Linked DNA regions of Homo sapiens: regions 1, 3 and 4 are each linked to region 2. A link is a loop called in an ENCODE intact Hi-C map of the cell type or tissue named here. Cell type or tissue: endothelial cell of umbilical vein. All regions are shown on one strand. Links, peaks and the distances in the headings refer to the core of each region. The heading gives the core; the rest is flanking DNA. Region 1 overlaps LOC105373281 (a long non-coding RNA gene). Region 2 holds the start of FAM177B (family with sequence similarity 177 member B). Region 3 overlaps DISP1 (dispatched RND transporter family member 1). Region 4 overlaps TLR5 (toll like receptor 5).

What was found. Hi-C counts contacts between places; a loop is a spot of excess contacts. Peaks named below come from ENCODE experiments on the same cell type or tissue, not always from the same donor. Only the 100,000 strongest peaks of a DNase experiment are listed, where the experiment ranks them.
Region 1: it touches region 2 in a loop (22-fold over the local background); 16 of 110 quality-filtered maps call a loop at or near these places.
Region 3: it touches region 2 in a loop (12-fold over the local background); 2 of 110 quality-filtered maps call a loop at or near these places.
Region 4: a loop joins it to region 2, with 11 times the contacts of the local background. A loop is called at or near these places in 12 of 110 quality-filtered maps.

Annotation. Positions count from the first base shown.
Region 1 is chr1:223,680,495-223,688,497 of GRCh38, reverse strand. All of the region lies in intron 2 of LOC105373281 (a long non-coding RNA gene), which reads left to right. Among named protein-coding and RNA genes, the nearest start is that of CAPN8, 19 kb to the right of the region's middle. In endothelial cell of umbilical vein, for the core only: a CTCF peak has its summit at 4,095; a DNase peak (open chromatin) is centred at 4,117; H3K27me3 peaks cover 714 bases.
Region 2 is chr1:222,734,338-222,742,340 of GRCh38, reverse strand. FAM177B (family with sequence similarity 177 member B) reads right to left here and starts at 5,139. Exons shown (of 6, transcript NM_001394345.1): 1 at 5,019-5,139; 2 at 4,320-4,437. BROX (BRO1 domain and CAAX motif containing) reads right to left here. Exons shown (of 13, transcript NM_144695.4): 13 at 7,154-8,003. RefSeq lists a silencer at 3,377-3,426 and an enhancer at 5,356-5,897. In endothelial cell of umbilical vein, for the core only: no CTCF peak of the experiment used is centred there; no DNase peak of the experiment used is centred there.
Region 3 is chr1:222,996,937-223,004,266 of GRCh38, reverse strand. It overlaps DISP1 (dispatched RND transporter family member 1), which reads right to left. Exons shown (of 9, transcript NM_001377229.1): 9 at 1-1,882. Among named protein-coding and RNA genes, the nearest start is that of TLR5, 140 kb to the left of the region's middle. In endothelial cell of umbilical vein, for the core only: a CTCF peak has its summit at 1,804 (motif pointing right); no DNase peak of the experiment used is centred there.
Region 4 is chr1:223,120,663-223,128,665 of GRCh38, reverse strand. All of the region lies in intron 5 of TLR5 (toll like receptor 5), which reads left to right. Among named protein-coding and RNA genes, the nearest start is that of TLR5, 19 kb to the left of the region's middle. In endothelial cell of umbilical vein, for the core only: a CTCF peak has its summit at 4,761 (motif pointing right); a DNase peak (open chromatin) is centred at 4,795.

The sequences.
Region 1 (8,003 bases), core at 1,943-5,942, 950 kb before region 2:
CCCAGGCTGAGCAACATCCTGCTTTCTCTTCTGAAGAAAACAGTAGCAAACCAAATCCAGCTCTCTATATATGATAATATATCACAGCCAATAGCTGAGGTCAAGAATAGTAGATTGACCTCGTGTGGTGACTCACGCCTGTAATTCCAGCACTTTGAGGTGAAGGTGGGAGGATCGCTTGAGGCCAGGAGTTTGAGACCAGCTGGGCAACATAGTGAGACTCTGTCTATACAAAAAATTAAAAAAAAATTAACCTGGTATGGTAATGTGTGCCTGTAATCCCAGCTACTTGGGAGGCTGAGGTGGGAGGATCACTTGAGCCTGGGACGTTCAGGCTGCAGTGAGACATCATCGTGCCACTGCACTCCAGCCTGGGTGACAGAGCAAGACCCTGTCTCAAAAAGAAAAAAAAAAAAAAAAGGAAATTGCTTAAACATTAGGGAATCAGAGAATCAGTCACTGATGGATTGATATATATTAACAGAATGATGCATAAAGATACAGATATAGAAAGGTTGAAAATAAAATGATGGAAAAAGATATACTATGTGAACAGTATGAGAAGGAAGCTGGCATAACTATATTAAAATCAGACATAATACTTTAAGGCAAAAATCATTATTAGAGTTAGAATGAGGTTGTTTGTGATGATAGAGGCTCAAATCAAGAGGAATGTTAAAAAGGAAGAGGGATAACTCAAGGGAAGGTCAGCGAAGATTGTGGAGGAAATTGTGTGTTTCCAGGAAGCTCCAGGCTCCTCACATTTTCCCCACCAGCCAGCAGATAGATATTCCATAGTTTAATTTCTTTAGCTTAGTGCTTTATTGTATAGTTAAAATTAAAAAAAAGAAAGCAAGAAAGGAAGGAGCCATCAAGTTATGAAAGGACATTGAAGAAACTTAAATACATATTACTAAGTGAAATAAGTTGTATTAGTCCATTTTCATGCTGCTGAAAAAGACATGTCTGAGAGTGGGTAATTTATAAAGAAAAAGAGGTTTAATTGACTCACAGTTTCACATGGCTGGGGAGGCCTCACAATCATTGCAGAAGGTGAAGGCACATCTTATATGGCAGCAGACAAGAGAGACCTTGTGCGGGGAAACTCCCATTTTTAAAACCATTAGATCTTGTGAGACTGATTCACTATCATGAGAACAGCACTGCAAAGACCCGCAAAAGTCATTATTAGAGATAGAATGGGGTTGTTTGTGATGATAGATGCTCAAATCATTTTTCCCCATGATTCAATTACCTCCCACCGGGTCCCTCCCACAACATGTGGGAATTGTGGGAGCTACAATTCAAGATGAGATTTGGGTGGGGACACAGCCAAACCATATCACTAGTCCGTCTGAAAAGGCTACATAACATATAATTCCAAATATATGACATTCTGGAAAAGGCAGAGCAATGGAGACAGTAAAAAAAAAAGATTTCTGGGTGTTTGGTGAGGGGTAGATGAACAGGCAAAGCACAGAGGATTTTTAGGGCAGTGAAAATACTCTGTCTGATACTATAATGGTGGATACATATTATCATATATTTGTCAAAACCCATAAAATATACCATACTAAGAGGGAACCCTAAAGTAAACTACAGTGATAATGACATGTCAACATAGGTTCATCGATTTTAACAAATGTACCTCACTAGTGTGAGACATTAATAATTGGGAAGCTGTGTGTGTGTGAACATCTTACTTTCTTCTCAATTTTTTGTAAAGCTAAAACTGCTCTGAAAAATAAAACTATTAATTAAAAAAATTAATAGGAGTCTGTGTACAGAGATTCTTTTTGTACAAGGAAAAAAACCAACTCAAATTAAGCCAAAAACAAAAGTAAATGCATGATAGGTCTTGGTCCTGCTGCTTGATGACTTAAATCTAAGGTTATGGCAAAACATCTGAAGCTCATTGCCAGGCTGTGATGGTGCAGGACCCTAAACAGAATGCTCACAATGGAGGGGCTCATGACATTAAGCCACAGAGGCACTATGAGAAGCTTGCCACAGGTGACAGCGACAGAGCTGTGAAACTTGCCTGTGGATCTATAATTTGGAAGTGGCCCACAAGATGAACTCCATGGGAAAGAGTTGGGCAGATAGATACATGGCAGGGCTGCTGAGTCCTGTGTGCAGGACACCCAACACGAAAACCTCATCCATTTTGTGCTGTCGCCTCTTTTCTTCCTCCAAAAACCCATATGATGTATATTTCTCTTACCTTTTTTCCCTGCAGTAAACCTAATCCTATAGATGCAAGAAGGCCTGCATATACAGAAGCAATCCCTGCAGTCAGCAATGGAGCCTCTCTTCTCTTAAGTGACAGAGAAACTGAGTCACAAAGTAGTCTAGGAGTAGAATGATGGTTGCTAGAGGATACAAGGAGTGGGAAATGTGGAGTTGGTGCTCAATGGAGATAAAGCTGCAGTCTTGGAAGATGAAAAGATGAAACCTGCGGTTTTGGAGATGGATGGTGTGATGGTTGCATAACAATGCGAATGTACTTAGTGCCACTGCACTGTACACTTAAATGCTAAACCTAGTACATTTTATGTTATATATATTTTATCACGGTAAAAAAAAGTCCAAAGTAAATGCATGCTAAAGATTCTGGAATGTCATTGTAAAACCAAGGTAGAATACGCATGCCTCAGGAATAACCTAAACAGAGACTCAGATAACATTGGGATCCCCTTTTCAAGGTGGGAGGAAAAGTGCCCAAACTTTATTTTTCACAGCTTCAACCATCAGATTCAAGTCCAAAAATCTAGGGAAAAAACTCATTGACCCATGTTGGGTCAGGTACAGTCTCCCATATCAATCAACTATGCACAAAATGTGCCCATGCCACCAGGACTGTGGGGTGTGTGGTGGCCAATTTTGGTAAATACTCCATGTGCATTTGAAAAGAACACGGACTTTGCTGCTGTTTGGTGCAGTATTCTACATATGCTAAGGAGGCTAAGTTTGTTAATTGTGTTATTCAAATCTTCTATATCCTTATTGGTATTTTTGTCTGCTTGTTCTATCCGTTACTAAGAGTATTGTATTAATATCTCATATTAAGATTGCATATTTTCCTTTTTGTCTTGCCAATTTTTATTGTACATATTTCGTGGCTATGTTGTTATAAGTATACAGTTTTACTACATCTTCCCAGTGAATTGATCTTTCATGATTATGAAATGTTTCTCTTTATCGCTAATAATGCTTCTTGCCTCAGGGTGTTCTTTTTCTGATATTATATAGCTATATCATCTTTCTTTTGGTGTTTGCATGCATTTCTTTCTGTACTTTTATTTTTAACTTTTCTATATCTTTATAGTTAAGCTATGTCCCTTTGTTGCTTTTAACTAGGCTGAGAATTTTTTTAATGCAATCATTTAGATTTAATGGAATTACTAATATGTTTGCATCTAAACCTACTTTCTTCTTTTTGCTTTTTGTTTGTCCCATCAAGTCTATGTTTTCCTTCCTCTCCTTTTTTTTTTTCCTTTCTTTTGGATTAACTATTTTTTATTATTTCATTTCACCATTAGACTGGTTTTTACTATCCTTTTGGTGGTTATCCAAAATGTCAATAATGCAGAGGCTAAGAAACCCTGACTAACCTCTTATTTTCTCTAAACTGGCAGTAAAATCTAGAGGTTTGATTGGATTCAGTTTATTTTTTGGGGGGTGGACAGAGGTCTTCACAGATGAACCTATATTGTACACCGTATTATATGAGAAGGCAATAATGTCCCATGCATAGATGCACAGATTGATAAGTGGGCTTAGGTGTTTCAGTCAGATCCATCTATTATAAAGTTCTCCATTCGCCTTTCATCTAATTGTGTTAGCATCCATTGGTGATGGCTACCTAGACTCATTATGTCATTAAGGGTTGCCAGACGGTGACTCCTCTATCACTTGTTCTCCTATTTGCTGCAATTCTTAAGAAGAGCATTGCCTTGCCAACTACTTACAGTCCACACAGGAAAGGTAGGATAAATGCATGATTGATGAAGCAGGAAAAGAGTGTTACTATGCAATATTACACCAAGCACTTGGTTTTAAATTAATCTGAGGCCTGTTGGAGGAAACAGACATCTAGGGGGCAGCAGAGACCACCAGTTGCTGGAGCCATCACTGATACCTTTAACATGAGTTACCTCTGACTGCTGTCGCTGCGCAGTTTAATTTCAGCTGGCTAGAATCCCAGCTGCTCTGAGAGGCCATATTCCCTTGCTGGCTGCAGTGAGGAGCTGGGTTTGTCTCTGGTGCCTCCTGGTCCTTGTTACCTGCTGCTGGAAGGTGAGAGAGTATCTCACCTGGGACTAGCAGAGGAACCCAGCAGTCCTGTGTTGGGGCTAAGGGGGAGATGTGGAGGGGAGAGTGGACTCTGTGACAAGAATGCAGACTCCATCAGTTCAACTCCCTGGGTGCATTCTACATAAAGTGATCGTTTGTCACTTTAAACAGTGTCAATATGGTATCTTGGATAAATGTGTGGGCTTTTAGCTAACACACTTGGGTTCCAATCCTACTCCTGCTACTGAGGAACTGTGGATGAAGCTCAGCTTTCTCACCTGTAGAATGTGGCTGGTGATAGTTGCTATTGCACGGCATTGTTGCAGAAGCAGGAGATGGTGTGTGTAAAGGGGTCAGCCGGGGACCTGATGAGCAGGCGTGTGTGTGCACCTGTGTGCTGTCGGAGCAGGGAGCCCCTCACTATTCCCTGGTGAGGCTCGGCCCAGCTCCCAGGCTGATAGCTGTGTTCAATGCCCAGCAGCCTTTCGCCTCCAGAGAAGTGTAGCTAGACAGGGTGCACAGGAGGGCTGGGCTCCAGGCTCCCATGCCCTCTGTGTCAGATGAGCACAGGAAGACCCAGGGTTAAAGTGACTTCTCCAGGTCACTCAAGAATGTGGCAGAGCAGAGGCTGGAATCTAGATTTGCAGACTCTCAGTCTTGAGCTTGTATTGGCTGCATCTAAGTTACTATTTTCTCTGGATACTCTTACTGCTTCTCGAAATCCTTAGGTTGTCTTGGTTTAAGTTGTAGTCGCAAACATTTTCAGAGACTCACACGTGAAATGAGCCCTCAGTATACATGTGTACTTTAATTCATACAATTATACTCATCACGGGCTTAACTATACTCTGTCTCTTACCAGTCCAAGAGTGTGAAATACAAAGTTTGAATATGACTTATATATTTAGCTAATTATTAATTCATCAAGCATGTATTGAACTCATATTATGTGCCAGGTTCTAAGTCACAGAAAGAAATTTGAGATAGGCTGGGTGCAGTGGCTCATGCCTATAATCCTAGCACTTTGGGAGGCACAAGCGGGTGGATGACCTGAGGTCAGGAGTTTGAGACGAGACTTGCCCACATGGTGAAAACCCATTTCTACTAAAAATACGAAAATTAGCTGAGTGTGGTGGTGTGCACCTGTAATCCCTACCTAGGAGGCTGAGGTAGGAGAATCGCTCAAACCCGGGAGGTGGAGGTTGCAGTGAGCCGAGATTGTGCCATGCCACTGCACTCCAACTTGGGAGATGGAGCGAGACTGCATCTCAAAAAAAAAAAAAAAAAAAAAAAGAAATTTGAGATAAAGGGAATAGAGACATAAGGATGAAAAATACAGTCCCTGCATGCAAGGAATTTCAACTTTAATGGGAGTAGTGGGGAAGATATGGAACGGAGAAGCCAACCTTACAATTCAGTGAGATGCATGGGCTAGCCTTTACCTTGAGAGACATTCTGGAGGAGTGATATTTGAACTTAATCTAGAAAGGTGAGTCATGCCTAAGCAGGGAGAGACCAGAGTGACTGTCCTTGCAGCCAGAAAGAGCATAGAGGTGTGAAAAGGCATTGTGAGTTTGGGGGGTGTTTCCAATGTTAGTTCTGCATGGAGGAGATATGGGCAGACAGGGTTGTGACGGTGACAGGGCTGGGACACCCAGACGCTGAGGGTCACAGTGCTGTACCAAGGAGTTGGGCTATCATCTTTAAGGCAAGGTGAGGAGCATTGAAGTACCTTAAGTGACAGGATCAGACTGTGGAGATTGGAGGGATTTGAGAGATTTGGAAGGCTATTGTTGTGCTGCAGGCTAGAAGGAATAAAGAATTGTACTTAAGTCATGGCTGTGGGGATGGAGAGGAAAGAAATGACTCAAGGGATGGTTACAAGAAAGACTGGACAGGACATGTGTTTAAACAGTGACCATGGGAAGGATCTGCAGCAGTGTTTTGGGACGAACCTTGAGAAATTGCTACCATCTGCCCAAGTTCCCACCTGGCTATTACAGGTTCAGCTTGAGGCATTTCTCTAAAATTCCTTGTAAATTGAAAGTCTAACAAGAACCTATACTAACAAGGACCTGTTAATGTTTTATCCTCCTTTGCCTTTCCTTTGAAAACCCAGTGGAGAACTCAGTGTTCTCTTTGGACTAGTGACTGGGGAGCTGGGGACGGGAGATGAGGCTCTTTCCAAGTGCAGCCTAGACCCTAACTGCAAGGGAGAGTGACTGAGGGGCTGTGGATACCACCTTCCCAGCTGATTTCACTGCCAGGCCTGCTGTGGGAACAGGCTTGTTAGATTTGAGGCTCCCTGGGCAGGATTCTTAACTCGTAAATATCTCCCTCTCTACCTGCTGTGGGGATTTCTTTTTTTACTGTCCATGTTCAAAATTGGATTAATTGTAATCCTTGATTCATAATACTCTCATTATTATTAGTCAACACATGGCTTTCTTTACTTTACTTTTCTTTTCTTTTCTTTTTTTTTTTTTTGAGACAGAGTATCACTCTGTCACCAGGCTGGAGTGCGGTGGTGCAATCTCAGTTCACCGCAACCTCCGCCTCCCAGGTTCAAGCGATTCTCCTGCCTCAGCCTCCCGAGTAGCTGGGATTACAGGCACACACCACCATGTCTGGCTAATTTTGTATTTTTACTAGAGATAGGCTTTCACCATGTTAGCCAGGATGGTCTTAATCTCTTGACCTCATGATCCGCCTGCCTTGGCCTCCCAAAGTACGGGGATTACAGGTGTGAGCCACCGTGCCTGGCCAGCACATGGCTTTCTTTAATTTCTTTAAGTTATTATTAGTAGTATGACGAACTGGGCACAGTAGCTCATGCCTGTATTTCCAGCTCTCTGGGAGGCCAAGGTGAGAGGATTGCTTGAGCCCACGAGTTTGAGATCAGCTTGGGCAACATAGGGAGAGCCCCATCTCTACAAAAAATACAAAAAATACAAAAAATTAGCCAGGCATGGTGATGTGTGCCTGTGGTCCCAGCTACGTGGGAGGCTGAGATGGGAGGATCAGTTGAGCTCAAGAGGTCAAGGCTGCAGTGAGCCACGATCATACCACCGCACTCCAGCCTAGGCAACACTGAGACTGTCTCAAAAACAAAACAAAAAGTATGATGAATTCCTATGTATCCACCACCCCACCCGAGAACTAAAAAATTACTTAAAACTTACGTCTCTCTATATGCTCCTTCCTCACTTCGTTTCCCACTCTTCAGGGTGAAAGAGACCACTATTCTGATCTTCGTGTATATATTTTCTTTTTTTCATGAGTTTTATTTCATATATTTGTATGCATATGTTATATTTTCCACATTCAAAATTTCTCCACTAAACAGGGAAAAGAGAAAGACCCTTTACATGGAGAAGAGCTAATATGCACTCCTTGAAATTAGAGCCTGGCAGCTTCCCGTATATAATTCTTATTAAAAATATTAAAAATTGGCCGAGTGCAGTGGTTCACACCTATAATCCCAGGACTTTGGGAGGCCAAGGCAAGCAGATCACTTTAGCTCAGGAGTTCGAGATCAGCCTGAACAATACGGTGAACCCCCCCAATCTCTACTAAAAATACAAAAATTAGGCAGGCGTGGTGGCGGGTGCCTGTAATCCCAGCTATTGGGAGGCTGAAATGGGAGAATCGCTTGAACCTGGGAGGTGGAGGATGTAGTGAGCCAGGATCGTGCCACTACACTCCAG
Region 2 (8,003 bases), core at 2,302-6,301:
TTTAAGACCATGAATTTCAAGTTGCAATGAAGTGTACAATAAAGTTGTAATTTCTCAACATCAAAGTTTAATTATTACGAAATAGTTCAAGCAACAGACAATACAGTATAATTTATGTTGGAGTGTGGGGTGAGAAAAAAAGAGATATATATTTAATATGAAAGAAAAGTTAGGTGATATAAAGGATAGATGAGAAAGTTCAGTACGTCTAATAGTAGTTTCAGAAGTGAATACAGGCCGGGCGCTGTGGCTCACACCTATAATCCTAGCAGTTACAGAGGTTGAGGTGAGAGGCTGACTTGAGGCCATGAGTTTTAAACCAGCCTGGGGAACACTGTGAGACCTTGTCTCTATGAAAGAAGAAAAGAAAGAAAGAAAGAAGGAAGGAAAGAAAGAAAGAAAGAAAGAAAGAGAGAGAGAGAGAGAGAGAGAGAGGGAGGGAGGGAGGGAGGGAAGGAAGGAAGAAAGAAAGAAAGAAGAAAGGAAGGAAGGAAGGAAAAAAGAAAGAAAGAAAAAAGAAAGAAAGAAGAAAGAAAGAGAGAAAGAAAGAAAGAAAAAGAAAGAAAGGAAGAAAGAAAAAGAAAGAAAGAAAGGAGGGAGGGAGGGAGGGAGGGAAGGAAGGAAGGAAGGAAGGAAAAGAGAGAGTTGAGCAAGGTGGTGCATGCCTGTTGTTCCAGCTACTTGGGAGACTGAGCTGACAGACTTGCTTGAGTCTGGGAGTTTGAGGTGAGGTTGCAATGAGCAGCGATTGTGCCACTGCACTCTAGCCTGGGCGACAGAGAAGATGCCATCTCAAAAAAAAAAAAATAGAGAATTCAATATCCAGCTAAACAATAAGTGGGAGTAATGTAATGATATATTCAGACCTACAAAAACTGAGCATTAACCATTCCTGCATCTTTATTGAAAGATTAATAATAGGAAATTCTATGTCAAGAAGAAGAAAACTAAACCCAGAGGTAAGAAAAAGTAAGATGTCCCAGGCATGGTGGCTCATGCCTATAATCCCAGCACTTTGGGAGGGCAAGGCTGGTGGATCACTTGAGGCCAGGAGTTCAATATCATCCTGGCCAACATGGCGAAAACCCGTCTATACTAAAAAAAATACAAAAAAATTAGCCGGACTTGGTGGCATGTGCCTGTAGTCGCAGCTACTCAGGAGTCTGAGGTGGGAGGATCGCTTGAACCCAGGAGGTGGAGGTTGCAGTGAGTTGAGATTGCACCACTGCCCTCCAGCCTGGGTGACAGATTAAGACTGTCTCAAAAAAAAAAAAAAAAAAAAAGAAAACAAAAAGTAAGATGCAATAAATATAAGTAAAAACATTAGTAAACAGGATAACAAACCCGGGCGCGGTGGCTCACACCTGTAATCCCTGCACTTTGGGAGACTGAGACGGGCAGATCGCGAGGTCAGGAGATCAAGACCATCCTGGCTAACACGGTGAAACCCCGTCCCTACTAAATATACAAAAAATTAGCTGGGCATAGTGGTGGGCGCCTGTAGTCCCAGCTACTCGGGAGGCTGAGGCGGGAGAATGGCATGAACCCGGGAGGCCGAGCTTGCAGTGAGCTGAGATCGTGCCACTGCACTCCAGCCTGGGTGACAGAGCGAGACTCTGTCTCAAGAAACAAAACAAAACAAAAACCAAAAACACTATTTTGGTGGGGACAGTATAAAGACAAAACAGTATTAAGTATTAGATAATAACAAAAAATATGAGCTGACAGAATTCTAAGTATTGTTTTGGGATAGGCTGGATAAGATACGTTGTGAAGTATGCATATTAACAATTGAAAGGTAACTAGACAAATAATGGAATTAGAATGTATAGCTTCAAAACCAGCAGAAGAAAATAAAAAAGAACAGAAACACTGTGAAAGAAGGCAAGAGAGAGGAAACAGTAAGGAAAAATCATGATCAAAAGAAACACTAAACAAAATATTAGCATTAATTCCAAGTTAAGTCAATAATCATAATAAATGCAAATGGACTGTCAGTCATCCATTAAAATGAAGACTAGAAGATCGAATTTTAAAAATATTTTATGGGCAATGCAAACATGATTGAATATACACACATATATATTCATATATGCATATGCTTATATATATAAAAATAAATCACCAAATCTTATTGCTACAGTGCTGAGTTTAATGCCTTTGTCAAAGGTCAGAGTTGCAAAAGATCTGCCAAAGGTTACATTTGTCATCCACAGCAAGGTGATGTGGTATCTGCCCTGTTTGGGGACCTCTGAATGGTACACATGGTTTCCCCTGACTTAGTAATGGTGTATCACAGAAAAGCCTCAGTAAGAAGTAGGAAGAGGTATTATCATTTAGTTTCTGATGCTAAATAGCAGCAAAAAATACCCATTTTAATTTGGTATGTAAGACCAACAATATGTTAAGCATAATACTATTGCACAAATAAATACTATCAGTGCCATAGGAAACAAAACACATTCTGCAACAACAAGCAAAATAAAACATTTTCAAAAAGAAACTTACATAATTCCTCTGTATTTTTCTTTCATTAATTAGTGATGTTTGGTGTTGAAAGTAGTACAAATTTTGATGTTAGAAATTGTTCAATAGATGATAAATTTAAGAGTTAAGGGTTCTGTAGGCTGAGGCCATACAGTGCACTTGGATATGCTGACGTGGAAGTGTTCTCTTGCGTGTCTTACAGGGTGGAACATGTTTGAGTTGTGGGAAGGTCTATATTTATACATCCAATATTAGCTAAGCCCAGTGGCTCTCAAAATTATTTTGTTATGAGAATCATCTGGGGGTCTTTTAAATAATTTCAAAGACAGGCCACACCTAAGACCACTTAAATCACAATCTCTGTGGGTAGAACTCAGGCACTAGTATATTTTGAAGCTGCCCAGGTCATCCCAATGTTCAGGCAAGTTTGGGGACCAGTGCCCTAAAGAGAGTGAGAAAAGAAGAAACTTTGAAACTGAAACAGAGACTTGTGATTTAGGGATTTGGTGTATTGCAGAAAGCTTAAACATCAGGCTAGTTGTAAGACATCTTGTCTATTTTTTTTCCAAGAGGCTTTCTTGCTTTCTACTTTCTAAACACTTCTTCACACTGCCCCAAGCTAAAAAGCTTAAATATCAAAAGTTTAAAAATAAGGCCTAATAGTCTCATTATAGTCAATTTACTCCTCTTAAGACTGTCCAAATTCATACATTTCCAAACCAAATGAAACATACGCACACCCTCATCCCCTGTACACCTGGCTTGCCTCTATTATCTTACAGACTGATGATATCTGTTGGCTCTCTGAAGAAAATACCAGTCTTCGTTCTTTATGATTATGGTGTTGTGCATTAATAGCCATATACATCTTTAAGTTCAGAGGGCTCTTTGGGAGGTTGGAGGGGAGTGGAGAGAGAGACCGTGAATGAGCACAAGAGTGAGCACTAGCTAGCTCACAGTTGGTTTACTGAATGTTTTTCTGCCACCTAATGGGCATTTTAGAATATGCTATGCAAAATTCATCTTTGTAATCGGTACATGTCACACAGAGGGGTCTCAATAGTGAACAGTTTGGAATCAACTTATTTACAAAAACCTTGGGAACATTGCCAGCTTCACACCTAGATGTCGGTATTTTGTAAGTGATCTTCTTTTGGCTTTGGTTTAATTTTTTTTTTCTTTTTTTTGAGACACGGTCTTGCTTTTGCCCAGGCTGGAGTGGTGCAGTGGTGCAACCTCGACCTCCCACAGGCACGTGCCACACGCCCAGCCTTTTTTTTTTTTTTTTTGCAGTTTTTGTAGAGACGGAGTCTCCCTATATTGCCCAGGCTGGTCTTGAACTTCTGGACTCAAGCGATCCTCCTGCCTCAGCCTCCCAAAGTGCTGGGATTACAGGCATGAGCCACTGCGCCCGGCTCAGTTTAATTCTTGGGAGCACCTCTACCTTTTGTTTCTTAAAAACCCCAAATACAGACTATGAAGGATAGTTCCTAAGTATATAATGTAATTAACAGGCCATATAATCTCTCTGACCTTTTAAATATTGTATTACCCCAGGGCTCAGTGATTGGACCTCTTCTCTTTCCTATCTGCTTTCTTGATGATCTCCTTTGGCCCTGTGGCTTTCAATACTATCCACACACAGATGATTGTAACATTTATATTCTCCAGGTCAGACTTTTTCCCTGAGTCTCACAGATCCAACTACCTGCTTGACATCTCTTCTTAGTTGTCTAATGGACATCTCAATCCTAATTTGTCTAAATCTTTGCTCATGCTTTCAGTGCAACTCTCCCTCCATCCCCCCAACACACACATACTCACACATTTACCTCTACTCTTCTGGCAGCCTTCTCATCTCAATAAATGGCAACTCTGTTCTTCCAGTTGCTCAGGCCAACAACACTAAAGTCATTCTTGGTTCTTCTTTAATCACACCTCACATCAAATCTGCCAGGAAATTGTCTTGGATATTTCTGGAATCATACTTTTCATTACTCCACTGCTACCACCCTGGTCTATCATCTCTCACCCTTGCCGTCGTCTCTCACCTAGATTATTGCAGCAGCCTCCTAATTGGCCCCCTCCAGTCTACGCTCGAAAAGGAGCCAGAATTGTTAAATCCTAAGTGAGACCATGTCATGTCTTTGCTTAAAACTCTCCAGTGGGTTCCCGTCTCACCTAGAGTAAAAGCCAAACTCCTCATAATGGCCTACAAGGCTGTATACCTAACCCCTACGAGCTTTCTGACGCCATCTTGTACTACTCTCCCACCACTGACATCACTCTAACCCCACGGGCCTTCTTCCTGCAATTCCCTGACCACACAGGTCCGCCCTCTCTCTCTGCAGAGAGCTCTCTGCTGGCTGCTCTATTAGTCTTTCTTTCCTTAGACTGTTTCCTTGCTCATTTCCAGTCTTTAACTCAAATGGAGACTACACTGAGCTCCGCTTTCAAGGCAACCTCCCATTGCCTTCACCACCACCCTCTGCATCTTACCTCCTGTTTCATTTTTTCTCCTTAGCACTTACCAACACTGAACACTCCATATTCCACCTGTCTCTGTCTTCCCTTTCCTCCCTGTCCTGCCCCTTGGCAGAGGGGGAGGGTTTTACCTGTTATGTTCACTGCTGTATCTTCTGCCCCTATGATGCCTTACACGTAGCTGGAACTCAGTATTTGTTTAACAAATGAATCATACATTTAGTTAAGGTTAATGGGTGGGAGGAGTTATATAACAGATTGGAAAAATAAGAACAGACTTGTAACTGTCTTTATTTCCTGCTTTAGAAATTACTATCTTCATTTAATATTTTTCTGATTACATCTATCTACTAATCATTTCAATTAGCTCCTTCACTGAAACACAGCATTGTAATCTGTACCAAGAAAATAACACACTAGTTCTACATCTTGGCATTTAACTTCAATAAGTAAATATACTATTTTAAGTATGTAACACTTAAACATTTTCTAGAGCTCTTTCCATTTTCATTTATCTAGAAAATGTTTTCAAATGGACTGTTAAAATTCAGCTAAGAACTGATGTTGGGTCATTACGCTGGAGCTAATTAGCATTGCTTGCCTGGAGCTGCTGGTCCCCCTTCCTGCTTCCACCTTTCCTTTTTTCTGAGGTGGTTGAAAGGTCAAACCCCTGGTGAGAGGAGAGAACCAAAGCCCCACTGCGTGCCTCAGATGCAGAGTTTCACAGCGTGGTATTCACTGGGTATTCACCGACATTTCTCTAGGCCCCTTCACCTGAAGGAACTGGCCTGCTCCAATCAGTGACTTGCAGTGTGTGTGTCAGGGGCAAGGATAGAGTGAGGAAAAATGTGAAATAACAAATCACTGCCGCTCCTTGAGAATTACAGGAGCATCACCTGGCAGGATTTTTGTATCCTTATTTTCAGTATTAAACCACATACATGCACCCCACTGCCTGCATGCCTGTCCATGCCTGTCCCACTGTGGTGTTTCACAGCATTTTTTACATCATGGCAGATAGAGAAAATTAGTTGTTTGGAATTCTGGAGGCGACCAGCCTGGGAGCTCCAGCCACCTTAAGTGCTGCCCAGCTAGACACCCAGAAGGCTTCGATCAATAGCTTGAGACAAACTACTTGAGAAGCTCTGCATTAGAGAAGCAAATTCAAGTCTTGACATTTTCTCAGGGGAGTGCTCTGAAAGTGACTATATAAGCTTCTACCGACCTCAAGCAAATCACAGGCATTAGATACATTAAATTGCTGAAGTGATAGCTCTGGCTTTTTGGATATGCACAATCAAATATAGTTTTCTGTTTTATAATTTGTCAACTCCCCTTCCAGATTAACTATTTTGATCCCTTTATTACTATAACATTCTTAAATATTTAAATTTTAAGCAAATTATTCAAATGTCAAATAAAATCTTTAGATACAAACTTATGGTAACCCAAAGTGACATTCCAAGTTTATTTTACACACATTAAGAGATAAGAAACCCAGTATTTTCTAAAGCATGAGTACTCTAATTCTGAAAGAATTCTGAATATGGTATTATTTCTGCATGCATTTATACAACGCTAAAAGTGCTGCCTCAAGTTTGCAAGGAATAGAGTTTTCTACAGATTATTGTACAGCGATAATGATACACTCTTTAGCTTAGCGTACCATAGTACAAATACTGTATCATGTTGGCTATTACTAAGCACGAGACATAAACAGGCCAATCAAAATCCTTTGAGATTAAGAAGTGATAGGTGCCAATAAACATAAGTAGAAACTGAACAAGGAGCGTTGAATATTTAATGAACCCATGAAGCATAAAACAATTGATGCAAATGTTTGTCATTTTATTTTTTTTGAGACAGGGCCTCACTGTGTCGCCCAGGCTGGAGTGCAGTGGCATGACTGTGGTTCACTGCACGTGCCACCATACCCAGCTAATTTTTTATTTTTTACAGAGACAGGGTTTCACCACGTTGTCCAGGCTGGTCTCAACTCCTGGGCTCAAGCAATCTTCCTGCCCAAGCCTCCTAAAATGCTAGGATTATAGGCGTAAGCCACCATGCCTGGTTATCTGTCATTTTAAAACATTACTGTGAAGAATAATTTTGCACTGTTTTAACTGCTACTGGCTTAGTAAGTATAAAAATATTTGTCGAAAAACAAAAGATCTCAATGAAATTGTAAGTAAAATTACTTTTATTTTCATAAATAAAAAGACAACCCATTATACACTTTTAGTTGAAGTAACATGTTAGTTGTCACTGCCTAGTATGAAATCCATGTAATAGTTAACAAACAGTTACACCTCTCTATAACCTTCATGCAACTTCTATACATTTGATAATTCCCCAAAATTTCCAACATTTCAAAAAACATTATATATAATGGGATACTTTAGTCACAAAGTGTCACCTTTGCTGAGTCAACAAAATATTTATATGCTCATGTCAAAGATGCCTACTGATGTAAAGTAATACCAGTATTGCTGCATTTTACAGAAGCACTGAGCATATTACATTTTCCATTTCGTATATGGTAGTATCATCCCCAAAAATGTCAATGTGAAAATTTAGTAAGTAGATTAATAAGCACAAGTACCTAAAAGAAACAGGTCCCACAGCCACAGAGTAGAGAGCTGGCATCAAGTACTGTTTAAAGTTTTGTCAGTAAGTGGCACACAACAAACAGACAAGTGATTCTGTAATAAAGACAACATAAAATACAGGGAGATTTAATAAGTGTTTTTTCCATAGATATTGAAATAAAATTAAATGTCTGTTTAGTTATTACTCCACTTATTCTGGAAACTGCAGCTTCCAATATCAATATTATACTGCAAGCAGTATTTAGTACTTCTGTATGTTAAGAAAAAAACCTCACTGAATTTATGTACCTTTTTTTAAGGAGTGTAAACTATGATATATGATTTAAGTAATCACTTATTTGAATGCAATATTGATTCAGATAGGCATAATCTATTCATTTTTCATAATGAAATGTATATTCCTATTTCAACACTTTATGCAGA
Region 3 (7,330 bases), core at 1-4,000, 260 kb before region 2:
AACTCAGCTCACTGGATATCCACGAGTCCACCTCTTTATAAAACTGATGCATCTTTTCATAAGCCAGTGTGAAGAGGTAGGTACTCTGGAACTCTAACACCACTGCCCTGATAGTATCATTGATATCAAACCTCGGCCCTGGGGTTTTGCTATCCAAATGGTACCCTGTACTCCTTTCCAGCTCCATGATAGCTCTCTTGATGCACAGTTCAAAAATCTCTTGCTTGTAGGGGAAGCTCCAGTGGCTGCAGCATGGGTACAGGGCAGGCTCATCACAGTCCTGGTTTTCCATCCACTGTTTGAATGTCTCAATGAAGCAGCTGGTGAAGTCCTGTTCATCAGTCTGGTAAAAGAATGTTTGGTTTCTCAGTTTTTGACAGAAGTGCAAAATCCAGGCCTGGGAAGCTGGGCTGGCGATGTTAAAACTGCTATCTAATGTCAACTTCCCTTTACTCTTGGGATTTAGTGGGTTGCCATTGTCTTCTGGGGACACGCCCCAGATTACTGTGATGGGCATGTGGAGCTCCTCGCCATGGTGAACACGTTCAAACATGAAAAGCTTTTTGTATTCAGCATCATAACGCTCAAAAGGATGGGACGACCGGAACACCTGGAACTCGGATAACTCCAGTGAGGGCAGTTTCATCTTTGGATTTATACATACAATGTAGGCCCCACCTACAGTTAAGGCAAGGAACCAAAACAGCCAAAGGTAGCGAAACTTAATGACAATGCATGGCAATACTTTTTCGAAAAAAATTCGAGATGCTTCTGAAATGGCAAAGAGTACTTTGTGGCACTTCTGGCAAGCCACTGTCCAGCAGCTTTTGTTATCATATATTTGCTGCTGGGGCTTTTTGAAGCAAGTGAATATATTAAGAAGATACCGCTCATGCAGCACAACAACTGCTGGAAGCCATGTGACCATCAAAACGTAATTCACCAATATAGCTGTCCCCGCATAAACCCCAAAGCATCGGATTGCTGTAATGTTGCTAACATAGTTAGCATAAAAGGCAGCAGCAGTGGTAAAACTGGTGACGAACATGGAGAGGGCAGCGTGCTGCAAGGTGATGCTTACTGTTTCTGAGGTTTCGGCATGAGGCTTATCAAATTTTGTGTAGTTCCAAACATCACACAGGACAAAAGCATCATCTGCTCCAATTCCAACCAAAATAATGAGGGCAGTGAGGTTCATAAAAGGAAAAAATTCGAAGTGAAATACTACACGATAGAGAAAATAGGAAACAATCAAAGAACTGATTATTGCAAACATTGTCATCAGAGTGATAAACATGGACTTGGTGTAGACACACATAACTAAAAGGACAATCACAATGGCTATGGCAGGATACACAGTATCCATTAGAAGATAATCCTGAAACAAACTGTGTTTGATACCAAACTCAATCCCGGTGATGGTAGTCACGCCGTCAGAAGAGTTCCAGTTTTCAAAGTTGTCCAAGTAAATGTTCATCATGCTCTCCCCTTTCTCTGTGGGAGAGAAGAGCATGCTGTATTTTAAAGCTGGCGTGGCATAGTCAGCCGTCTTTGGGGTCATAAAGTCTTTGTCCACCAAGTAATGGAGGATCTGGTACACAGCATTGTACTTGGTACATTTGCGTGGCACATTGGTGCACTTGAGCTGGTCCTTTCTTCTGGCTGCCATGTCCCAGCAGTCTGGCCCCAGAGTGCCATTTTGGTAGTGTTTGGCACAAGTCCGAAGCAGCTTCAAGGTATGAGAAACGTCTCGCTCAACTATTTTCTGACAGGACGATCTATTGTTCAGAATGGCGATGTAGTTTCCCAGTGTCCAGCTGGGGCAGCAGGAGGCAGCAGTGGTCCTCTGGCAGAGATCACCAAACTGGGGATGAGATCTGATCTGCAGAGATAGAGACAAGCAGAAGGACTACAGTTTAAATTGGTTCACAATCGTTCACAACTGGAAAGGACTGCACTAAGGTGATCTTGAGGGACAGGGAAAGTTACAAAAGCTAAATAATTATCCACTTAAACTAGGAATCAGTTTGAATACAGGGTGAAATTTCCCCTAAATGGCGTCATGTTACAGGATGCCCTTTAGGTTACTTTATTCTGAATTAAAAACTACTGTTTGGGGATGACATGCAAGTGTGAAACAACTTCAACCAATGCTAGTTTTGTTTACAAAAGGAGATCAAATTAACACCTACTTAGTCAACAAGCCTTTTCAAAGCCACTTTAAAAAGCAATAAAATGGACAGGTTGTGAAGCTTATGTATATACATGCATAGGATTAAGAAAACCGTACACTTGATATATGAAACAAATTTGTGGTTTTGCCTAAAATTCTGGTTATCAGCATGAAATTGTTGGTGACTAAAGTACTATATTTCAGTCAACACAGTTAGAAGCAAAGATGATATTCCCTAGAGAACTGCTTTGGTCTGAATGTTTGTGCTCCTCCCAAATTCAAGTTGAAACCTAATCCCCAGTGTGTTAGTGTTAGGGGGTGTGACTTTTTGGAAGGTGACTAAATCACAAGGGAGGAGCCCTCATGAATGGGAGTAGTGCTTTTATAAGAGGTCATGAGGACACGTAGAATGCCCCATCTATGAGGAACAGGTCCTCACCAGACTGAATCTGCTAATTCCTTGATCTTGAACTTCTCAGCCTCTGGAACTATAAGAATTAAATTTTTGTTGTTTATAAATTACCCAGTCCGAGGTATTTTGTCACAGAAGCCCAAACAGATTAAGACAAAGACTGTTTGGTGAATCAAAAAGTGACCCCAGTAATATCAAAAGTGCTGATGTCAAGAAGCATAAAGGTTTGGAATAAAATTGTTTCCTGAAGTATGAGTAGAAAAGGGCAATGTTTCTGGATTAAAATATGATTGATATCTGATTTTTAAATTGGTATATACAATAAAATAAATGCCTAAGTAAGAATTTAATTATTTCTTCCATAAAGTTTATTCAAATTGGCAAAAATCCTTTTTTTGAAAACTTTCTCTTTTGGTAAATGAGGACCTGCTGCACATTAGCAAGTATGGTAATTCTGGATTTGGTGTGGACAGTATTTCATTTAAAACACTATTCCTGGAGAAGGCTTTCCATCTTATGGCTATTGTTATAAAAAATTGAAAAATTGTTCCATCACTGGTTTGCTAGATTAAAGTCTGAACCATTCCATCCTGTAAATTAGATGAGTAGCCCCTCTTCTCTGAGGTGAGAATAAGAAATATTCCTCTTCTCCTGAGCCTGACCAGAGACTTCTCTTTAGGAGAACCAGAACTAAAGATGACCTGGTCCTATCAGTTTCCCTCATCTCTATTTACCAAAGGCTGTTCCAGGGAAGAAACTCCAAAGTTCAAAGAGGAAGTGAATATTTTTTTTTTCTAGTAGGATTAAAAACACTCTTTACCTTGATTAAACTGGCTTTATCAATCATGTATTGAAATGTCTTCTCAAAGTAGAGCAGAAGCTGGCATGAATCACTGCTTCAGAACTGGGACTTACCCAAGAACCAAGTTACCTATGATCCCTGAACTCTGTTTATCAGGATACTTTCCTGGGACTAATCCTGTGGGGGTGGGGTATAGATGAAACAGGACTGGCCATGTGTTGAGACTGTGGAATTGGGTGTCCTATTTCGACAGTCCATTATACTATTTCTCTACTTTTGTATATGCTGGAGAATTTCCATAATAAAAAGTTGTTTGTTTTTCTACAGATTGAGGGTAAAGAAAAATGAACCCAAAAGGTTTTTGTTCAAATGTACTAAAATAATATTTACTTTAACAAAGCCTTCATTTTAAAGCTCATTTTTGAGGAGCAATCGTAAACATTCCATAAACTAGGATAATTCATACTTGACTGTTTCCAGATAAAAACATTCACATACGCTAACTTAGGGAAAACTGAACCACCCAACAACAGGAAACCCTGGAATGGCATCTCACTGGTTTTCATGGCAGGTTACCAGTTTTACCTTACAAAGACGTAACATACAAACCACTAGGGTCAGCTTGATGAACTGAATGAAAGGTAATGCAACCCCAATGTCTGACAGTTTTCAAATGGAAGAAAATGAACTGTATCCATTATGAAAATCCATTATCAGCTAGAAGGAAAATACCTGTAGTTGCTGAAATAACCAAATGCCAAAGATAAAGGACATGGAGTTGCCAACTAAAACTGGGAGAGAAAGCATAGAATTCTGTCCTTGAATAACCTTTTCAAATAATAGCACATTTTTAGATGTGTATAGTTGACCAAAGATTAAGCGGTTAGACATTATAAACACAGATTAAATGCTATTTTGATGGCTGCTATTAAAAACGAGTGCTAGTAAGTCACTGGGGAGCCAGTCCTCCAATTCAAAGATGGTACTGATTGATGGTCAACCTTTGGAAAACCAGTTTTCGAGAACTCATACAGGGTAAGAAATAAGGACAGAGAAAAGACATCGTGACTGGTTTTCTCTACCCTGAGTTGGATGCCAACACGCTGAATTTAAAGGAATGGAGTTCAAGGAATTGTCTGTACTTTTAGGGAGTAAGGTCATATGTTCTGGATCTATTCATCCATTCAAAAGCAAATTTACTGAGCATCTACATAAGATGAATAAGGCACAGTTGTCCTTCCTCCAAATTGTTCACAGTGTGGCAGGGAAATCAGACACAAACATAAGTAACTGTAATTCAAAGCGAGAAGTATGGTATTATCTGTAAGGGCTTATGGTGACCTACAGAGAAAGTACCAAAGTCTGTAAGTATGATGTGACAATGGCACTAACTTAGTCATGTGTGACTGAGATACAGAAACACAGAAGCATGTATTATATTATGGGGCTTAAAGAGACTGGAAAACAGGTATGTCTTCACACAGAACACAGATATGTTTTTGCCATATTTTTGGAAGAGGGATTCATAGGAATAATTTCAAAATCTTTGAAGTTTATAAAAATAAAAATGGAGTTAGTGGAAGCAACTTCTTATACCTCTCATGAGGAATATAGCCCTTCTAATTCTAGTTATTCACAAAATGGATGTTTAGGGGAATCATTGTGCTTATGTGGTTATAACATCTCTTGGCACACTTCCCTAGTTAGATAGTGCCAGGGGTGGAGTTGACTTAAAATAGAGGGTAAAGTAAGAGAAGAGAGAAAAAGAAGAAACCAGCAGAGAGTTTTAAATGATACCTTAACTTTTAAAACTATTGGCTAAGTTGCAGATATTTTAAGAAGCTGAGAAAAGAACAAAAGGGAGGAAAATTAAGCCCTTAATACCAGGTTCAATTGACTGCCGGACCCTCCTCCACGCGTAACCAACCTCCCTATGTATTAAACGTTTAAGGGGAGCCTCGGGAGAAAAGAAAAAGCAAGGGCTCTGTAGCCCTCTTTAAAACAAGAATAGGAAAACATGTTTCTGGGATCTTCTAAGCTTCAGGGGTTTTCTAGCTGTCTACAAAAGTCACCCTAGTAAACAGTCTCTGACACCAAATTTCAAATCCCTTTACAAGCTGAGTCCTCAGAGCTCCAACTTCTACATTGTACAAAGACTATGGAACAAGTACATGGTTTCCAGCAGAGTCAAGATTAGAGAGACTCACTTCTGGTTACTAACGACACCAGTGTGTCCCTTAGGATGTCAAAGGGCAGAAAGAGGCAATGAAGAAGAGTAGGGGAATCAACTGAAGCTCCTTTTGAAAGTGTGTAAGGAAACAAGCATTTCTGTTAAGAGGTAGACAACAGGATCAGAAACAGAAGTACTTCACTTTGGAAACCAATGTCTGAATTATGAGTACAAATGGCATGTAATTTAAACAAAACCTAGAGTTTGAACTAAATGTGCTGTAAACACAGGCAGGTGACAATTGAAACATCTGGTCTCACTGAGATCTTATACTAATTACCAGACGTTTTCTGGAGTCAACCCACCAACAATTAAGGTCTTCTGCTTGCTATTGCTTGGTTGCGCCCCATTTAACTTCATAGTTGTTAATAATCAAGTGCTTCCATATAACAACCAGGATTTGGGGGCTGGGGAGAGGAACAACTGCCAAGTAGTCTTAGGACAACTCTGCTCGAACCACTGTAACAAAGAAAACCCCTAACAGTGTCTTCAACTGGGAGACTAAAAAAAGGTACAGTAATATTCTGAAAGTCGAACTGTTAACCAATAGTTATTACTTAAGATATCAGATGAATATATTATCTCCATGAGAAAGGTTTATTATTCCAGGTTCATAGAGTTTGAGACTAGAATACAAAGGTGTTTATAATTGGTAAAAATAGTATTTAACAAGCTAAAATGATAACCATACTCTTTGAGGTAGACTTTTGGGGCTTTGATCACCTATTTATTCATTTGTTGGTATGGATCTATAATTGGCCATACCAACCATTCATTTTGACACATGTCTTGAGTCTGTTTCTCAAATTCTCACAAGAGCACCGCAATACTGCTCTCTTCCTAATTAACTGCCAAAGCATATAGATAATGCTTTTAGTTGTTGACTTAGAAAATATGTACTAAAAACATGTAGTTGTACTGTTCTTGCCAGGGATTACAAACTTAAACTCACAGCTGTCCTATCCTTATCAACTCGGTAGAAAGATAGACAAGCAGAGTACATCTATTCCTTTAGATAATCTAAATTATGCAAATGCAACAAGCTAAACCATTAGAAAGCCACATAGATTCCATTGCTTTGATCTCTTATAGAAATGCTTTTACTGTAATGTTTTCTTGCTACCAGCCTACCTATGTTTTGCAAATCAGCTGAACTTTAATATTGTATCTCTTCTAAGCACGCTGTTAAAAATTTTGTACACAGTGTCACACTTCTTTTATGAAGACTATGGGGGAACTGTCTCCTCCCGTCTTAGCAGGAGGAAAAGCTGGGCTTCTAAAAAACAAACTTGTTACCCTATTTATATGACTTTTGTTACTGATTGTGAATCCTTTTTGCTCTGGCTGCTGGGAGGTTACAGATAAGTTTGCAGCTCCCATCAGCAAATGTACAAGATTGTGGGGTGTGCATTAGTATAAATCTCATCCTTAGCTTTATTATTTTCCTCCCATTGTTTTCCCTTCATGTATTTCATTCAACTTATTTATCTCATCCTTTGCATATGCTTTTCTGTAAACTACCTCAACATGATGATTTTTATCATCTATCTATCTATATAAATCATGTTGAGGTAGTTTACAAATATATATATATATATAGAGAGAGAGAGAGAGACAGAGAGAGAGGAGAGATGAGAGACTATACTACTTTTATTTATGAAAGCCACCATGGCGTACTATTGCTTACTGGCTTTTGAGTCTCAGAGTCTAACA
Region 4 (8,003 bases), core at 2,614-6,613, 390 kb before region 2:
GCGTCTGGTCCTTTTGTTACTTATGCATGGAAAGTTAGGATTTTCCTTTCAATTTAGTTCTGGGAAGTCGGTGTGAAACAGACTTAGGTTCCCTGCCTCCAGACCCTATTCTACTGCCTCACTCCCACATTGTTCCATTGTCAGGAATAAACGACTCTGGGGGTAAGGTGGACCTCCAGATGACGACGAAGGTAGAAGGGGAGGAGAGGCTGAGAGGCTAACCTGCCACTGGGACCCAGGGCCAAGGCCCTTTGTGATTGAGGGGAAGTGACCACAGATCAGCAGATGATGACTGAGAGATGGGCTGGAGCAGGACCGTGGTCCGGTCCTGAACAACACATGCAGCCATGCCCAGAGATGCTAGGCTTAGAGGCTAACATGCAGTAGACAGCTGCGTGGCCTTAAGTTACTTAACATCTCCGGGCTTCAGTTTCCTCATCCGTAAAATGGTACCTACAGTAATGGTACCCAGTAATAGTACCTACAAAAGACTGGGAGGATGAGGGAAGGGAGGGAGCTCCCAGCTGTGTGGGGAGGAGCATACGGGCGAGGGTAACCCCCCATATGGTATTATAGGGATTTGCGTCTATTTCTGTCCTCCCTCCAGACTCTAGCCTCATGGTTCTCAGACATGGGTATGCATCAGAATGACCCAGATGCATTAAAAACACTGCCAGGTCCCAGCCCCAGAGCTTCTGATTCAGCGGGGCTGGGGTAAGGCCCAGTAATTTGCATTGCTCGCTAAGCCCAGGTGCTGCTGCTGCTGCTTGTTCCCGGACTGCACTGTGGGCACCACTGCTCTGGAGTCTGCAGAGCTCCAGCAGGGACTCCTGTTGAGGAGAGACGGGCATATAGTGGGAGCCCAGGCCTAGGACGAGTAACTCTAGGACAAACAAAAATTCCAGATACAGTGCAAGAAGAGGTAGTGATGAATGAAAAAGCGATCACTCCAGCAGAGCTTTCAAGTCATGGTGGTTTATGAAGGGAGTTAGAATTGCACCTGGGGAGCAAGTGCTGAGGTTAATGGCAGTGCAATTCCCCGTCTGTTTTATTGGAACTGTTGTCAGAGGCAGAATGCTGGGCTGGAGGGACTGTGGCCCTAGCAATGTTTTGGACTTGACAATGCCCATTTGTTGGGCATGGTTCCGGTGGGATGCTGTATTATGCAGCTAGAGAATGTATTTGTCCTGGAAGAGTTCACTTTGTTCACTGCCCTCGAGCCTTTATCCAAGGCTAAACCCACATGCTGTACCTACTTTTGGAATTGGTCCAGGAATTTTATACCTGTGTGAATTTGGAGAAACTCTCTCAGACACCCATTTGGAAATGCATTAGTGTTTTTCTCAGTGAGTCCTCCATGCTTGCTGTTCCAATGGCCCTCCAGGTTTGGGCCCAGCACCTGCCAGGAGAAGCATTCCCTCTATAGCTTCCACCTGACCACAGCCAGCCCAAGCCCTGCTCAGAACCCCAGGCCTGCCAGCGAGCCTGTGACTGGAATTATCTATTAGGGATCAAGCATTAACTTGACACAGGAGCAGCCCTGGCTCAGCTGGAGGCATCCGCATGCTGTGGTGCCCCAGGAACAGAGGCACCCCTGAAATGCAAGCTGTGTGTTTGCTGCAGAGACACCATGGCCCATAACTCCCCAAGCATAAGTGAGCAGCTCTGCTGTCCAGGCAATGAAGTCAAGAAAGGGAACCAACCCAGCTAATGGCTGGGATTAAAGCTAAATGAATTCAGCTCAAATGAAAGGGATACTGACCCTTCTCCCTCTGGCCTCATTAACTTAATTAACAGTGCTTGGCAGGAGTATTGAAGCCTGCATTGATTGTTCTGTTTCTGTTTTTCCCCCTCAAAGCCCTAGATACAAGTTAAATCAGCCTTAATAATAAAAACCCAATACTCAACAGCCCTCAGATTTTCTTACCAGCCCTTCTTCCTCTAAGAGAATCACTTGGTTTCTGAGTTGGAGGGGATCCATTAGACCAACACTTCTCAGAGCATGGCCTGAGACCACTAGCTTCAGAGTAACTGGGATATGGCTATAAAATGCACTTTCCAGGCCTCAGAGGCCTGTGGAACTGGAATATTGAGAAGTCCAGTTTGGGTATTTGTAGTGGGTTTTGGGGGTTTAATTTAATTTTTTTAATTGTGGTAAAATAGACATATAATTTTCATTTTATAAAAAATGTCCATTTTAATAATTTTTAGGCAGACAGTTCAGTGACATTAAGTACATTCACTACTGTTTGTCTCCAGAATGTTTTCATCATCCCAGACTGAAACTCTGCCCATTAAACGCTAACTCCCCATCCTCCCCTCCCAGCCCCTGGTAACTTCTGCTCTGCTTCCTATCTCTGAATTTATCTATTCTAGATATCTTGTAAGTGGATTCATGCAATATTTGTTCTTTTGTGACTGGCTTATTTTACTCAGCATAATGTCTTCAAAGTTCATCCGTCTTGTACCGTGTGTCAGAATTCCATTCCTTTTTAAGGCCGAAAAATATCCCATTATATAGACAACAAATTTTGTTCATTTATTCATTCATTGGTGGATATTTGGGTTGTTTCCACCCTTTGACTATTGTGAGTGATACTGCTATGAATATTGGTGTGCAAATATCTGTTGAGCTTCTGCTTCCAGTTCTTTTGGGTGTACACCCAGAAGTGGAATTGCTGGGTCATGCGACAGTTAGTTCTGTGTTTCATTTTTTGAGTCAGTACTGTTTTTAAGCAGCCCACATGGTTCTAAGCTGCAGTCAGGGTTGCAGCCAGAAGACCAGGTGATCAGACTCTCTGCTGGTGGAGTCACCTGAAGACTCTGAACAACCCTGGATGCCCAAGCCACACTCCACACCAACTAAATTTGTAATTTTTTAAAGTCTCCTGGTGATTCCGGTGTGTAGCCAAGTTTGAGAACCATTGGTTTCCATCAGTGATTCTCAAATTTGAGTGTGTATAAAATTCACACAATGGCTAAGGATACAGATTCCTGAGAGAGCACACCACCACCCCCCCACCAACACCACAACCCCCACCGCCACCACCATCACCACCAACCACCGCCAATCCCAAAGAGGCTCATTTAATGCATCTGTGGTCAGTCTGGGCTTCCTGGGTCTGAAGACTTCCCAGGTGATTCTAGTGTGTAGCCAAGGCTGAGAGCTACTAATCTTGTTAAGTCTTTCAATGAAACATGAGAACACTGAGAGTGTGAAAGGTGACACACTCTGCCCAAGTCCCTGAGCTCGTTAGGTTCTGAGTCTGCACTCATTCCCAGGGCTGATTTTCAAGACAGTCCCACGGGTTCTCCATACTCAGCCTTGCAGGTGCAGGGGGTAGAATCTTATATAGAACCTGCATCTTTTCTACTCTTAATTTGAACTGTAATCCTTGAATTAGAGTGTAGTCAGTGCTGCTATAATGCTTGTTTTGGAATGTAAATTTGTTTCTAACGTGATTGATGTATTAGGGAACAATATTAATGTGTTAGGGAAGACTATTGATATGCTGGAGAATAATATTAACATATTCAAGAATGTGAATTTCACATTTGCTTATGTGCAATTTCTTGCATGTAAAGGCAGAAAACTGCACCCAGCTGTGCCAAAACACAAAAGAATACACAAAATACACCTCCAATATTAGTCAGCTACCTCATTCTCCATGTGTGATTTGAGCCACATGCACCCACATCTGTTGCTGTAACTTCCCCTCTGATATCAAACAACCCTTCTTCCCCCATTCACAATAACTCACTGGCGGAGTGCGGTGGCTCAGGCCTGTAATCCTAGCAATTCTGAAGGCTGAGGCAGGTGGATCACCTGAGGTCAGAAGATCGAGACCAGCCTGTGCAACATGGTGAAAGGCTATCTCTACTAAAAATACAAAAATTAGCCAGGCATGGTGGTGCACACCTGTAATCCCAGCTACTCAGGAGGCTGAGGCAGGAGAATCACATGAGCCTGGGAAGTGGAGGCTGCAGTGAGCTGGATTGCATTCCAGCCTGGGTGACAGATTGAGACTTCATCTCAAAAAATAAAAATAAAATAACTCACAAGCTGCAATCTTTCGGATGTCCACTTCCACAAGCAAACTGCAGGTCATTTTCAAAGTCAAGTGCTGTATTATGTATTTTTAAGAATTTAACTTGGCTAAAACTGTGCTACCTTAAGGGGGCTCCAATCCTTTTTTTTTCTTTTTCTTTTTTTTTTTTGTTTTAGACGGAGTCTTGCTCTTGTCGCCCAGGCTGGAGTGCAGTGGCATGATTTTGGCTCACTACAACCTTTGCCTCCTGGGCTCAAGGGTTTCTCCTGCTTCAGCCTCCCAAGTAGCTGGAATTACAGGCACCCACCACCACACACAGCTAATTTTTGAATTTTTAATAGAGATAGGTTTCACCGTGTTGTCCAGACTGGTCTCGAACTCCTGACCTCAGGTGATCCACCTGCCTCAGCCTCCCAAAGTGCTGGGATTACAGGCGTGAGCCACAGCGCCTGGCCCAATCCTTTCTTTATAGGCCACTGTTAAGTTTTCAAGTGTGAAACACCCTAGCTCTATTTTTCCCATGAGCCTTGTGGTTTTTATTGTGTGATTTTGCATAGTGTAATGACTTGTAAAAAGGAATGTATGTCACCTGATAGAAGAACTAACTGTAGATGTAATTATACACATTGCTTTTTAGCATCCTTTTAACAATGAGTGAGCAGCTCACTGCCCCCTTGAGAATTTTAGTTCCTGTCCCTCTCTTTCCTCCCTCTATAACCACTAGATGGCGCACTCCTCCGCTGGGGTCGGGCGCCTTTGCAGCGGCAACCTCAACAGCGTGGACGCCGTTCTTGAACTCTCGTCTCACTGAGGTTTGATTGGGTCTGGAACAACTTCACAGCCTGGTTCTCCTCTTTAGATTGGATTTCCCCAATCCCAGTGCTCATTCAAGATTTACTTCCGCCCACTTTAGCTCTGGCTTCTTTTTGGATGGTACTTCTTCCCAGGCTATCTGCAGGAACTGCCTCGCTGCACACACCTCTGCTCACCTGCTCACCTGGTTCCTCTGCTCACCTGTCCTGCCATTTAACCCACAGAGATCTACTTCAGAGACAAAAATCTCGTTATTTCATGCCTTTCTGTACTTCATAAAGAAATCTGTCTGCGTGGTATCTTTGTAATACGACATAAGCCCAGACAATGTTCTTTCACATCCATTTGTTCAGCTGGCCTTATCCACCTTACTTACTTACTTTCATTTTAGCTTCCCTATTAGGTACTTGAAAATTCAGTATCCTGGAACATATTTCGTTTGGGGCTGTCTTTCACTTATCTTTACCACAAATTCAAGGTCACCCAGTTTGGTGGCATGTTTGGGAACCGGCATTGAGTCATCCATAAAAACAAAGAATTTAAACTAAAAAATGTAACTGTTCTTCAGAGCTGGCATTCTCACTCCCATGTCTGCAGGGATTTCTCTGGTTTCATGAGATGAGAATTTCCTTCTCGTGTTTGGATAAAATAGCAGCTGCAAAACTGTCAGCAACTTGGGGTCCAAGTTTGTTCTTTCCTGCAAATACTGGTAGTTCAATATTGGAACATATTTATATCTTAGAGTCACTTAAAATCCTCATTTCTGAAATCAAATTTTCTATTCTCTTTTCTTCTAGAATAGAGATCAGCAAACTACGGTCTGTGTTTGGACTGCAAAACCTAAAATATTTACCCTCTGGCCCTTTAGAGAAAATGTTTTCTATCTCCTGTTCTAGAGCCTAAAGTGTGATTGTTTAACAGAAACTAAGGGTCCTCAATGTGACATGGAGATGGACAGGCCTCAGGAAGTCAGCAAATCCTCTGAAACTGGGTTCAAAATTTGGTTTGTGATGCAAATGTGCATTTTTATAGGAAAAAGGATCAAAGCTATCATCAGAGTCTCAAATGGGTCCAAGACTTCAAAAGGTTTAAAAACATGTTGTCTACTTATGGGCAGTGTGACTGAGCATGAGAGCCCACCATAACATCCTAGGTGTGAGCAATGAAGCCAACATGCTTACATGCCTTGTTAGGGCACTTCAGAATCTACTTCATACTATAAGATGTGGAAAAGGTTATGTGGAACCCAATACAAATATGGTCTTTCCATTACCATTTATTTTCCTCCTTGGGTGTCAAGGCCTGTTCTCCCCCACTATTCTTGTCTCATCTGAAGTACATCTTCAGACTCTTCACCCCAGGTACCACTGAGTAAGGGCTCATGCTTCCTACCACACACCCTTATCTCTGCCTCCCAGGATTATATCAGCTTCTAGAATCACAGCCTTCCAATTGCACGCCAGGAACCCTGGAGCTGGATTTAGGGCCCATTGCAATAACTGCCTCTCATCTCATCCATTGTGACATCTGTCCCTCTCTTCATAGATTCTATTCTGCCCTTTTTAGGTTGGTTTATCATCATGATGCATATTTGATATTATTGAACACTGTGGGGTGTCAATGCTAAATGTGTAATTGAGGATGGCAGGGACAGAGCAGAGCACCTCCCATGGCACCTGAGAAAGCCTGTCCCAAACCTTGGAGGTAGGAGGGATGGTGCTTGCCTTTAGGAGTTTCTTCTGAACTGTAACACCCTCATCTGCCCTGATTGGTTTCTATTTTCTTTCAATAATTCTTCATTTTATCTATTGAGATCACTTTGAACTTTTATCCCATTTTCCAAAATGCAGCCTCCTGCCTGTGTGTGTCATCTATAAATACAAGGTCATTACCTCTGAGGCCCATTTGAAGCCACAAGAAATTCACTGAGACAGAAAGTGGCTACTTTGTTTGCATTACTCAATCTCATCACCTACAAAAGAAACAAACACTGGCCAGGCACATGCCTGTAATCCCAGCAGTTTGGGAGGCCGAGGTGGGCTGATTGCTTGAGCCCAGGAGTTCGAGACCATTCTGGGCAATATGGCAAAACCCTGTCTCTACAAAAAAAGTACAAAAATTAGCTAGCATGGTGGTATGCACCTGTGGTCCCAGCTATTCAGGAGGCTGAGGTAGGAGGATCACTTGAGCCCAGGAAATTAAGGCTGCAGTGAGCTGTAATCGCACCACTGCACTCCAGCCTGGACAGCAGAGTGAGACCCTGTCTCAAAACAAAACAATCACAAACTATGTAGATGGAAAGAATACATAGGATTCGCAGAATTCCTGGCTTTAGTCATCAGAGTGCCTGTAAGGAATGTGGAAAAAGACCTGGAAGCTTTACCTCTCGGCACTGCAGCACTGTCAGACCCAGGCCTCTGTTTTATAACAAATATTTGAAATGACCTCTTTATTATTTTGAAATGACATTCATAGCTGTAACATAATCCACCTACATACATAATTTTATAGAAATCAATATACTGTCCTAACTTGGATATAAAAAAGAAATAAAAGGGGAAGTAATTTATAATGAGTTGGTACATGTCTCAATGTGTGAATGCTTATGTGCAACTAGAAGATGAAATGAGTTAAACACTCACACCTACTTATAAAGAAGATGCTTGGATTTAGGAGAAGTAAAATAATATTCAACTGACCCTTCTTAAACATTTTTTTTCCAAGGCAGGGTCTTGCTCTGTCGCCCAGGCTGGAGTGCAGTGGCACAAACACAGCTCACTGCAGCCTCAAACTCCCAGGCTTAAGCTATCCTCTCACCTCAGCCTCCCGAGTAGCTGGGACTACAGGTATGCACCACCATGCCCAGCCAATTTTTGCATTTTTTGGTAGATATGGGTTTTTGCCATATTGCCCAGGCTGGTCTTAAACTTCTGGGATCAAGTGATCTACCTGCCTTGGCCTCCCCAAGTGCTGGGATTACTGGAGTGAACCTCCACACCCTGCCTCTTCTCAAACTTTTTTATTACACTTGACATTTTGAAATGAGGACTAAGTAAATTTGCTCACACATAAATGCTACCACCATATGATGCAGATGGGCACTGTTTGTGACATTGTTTGATTCTCCACAGAGGCACTGGC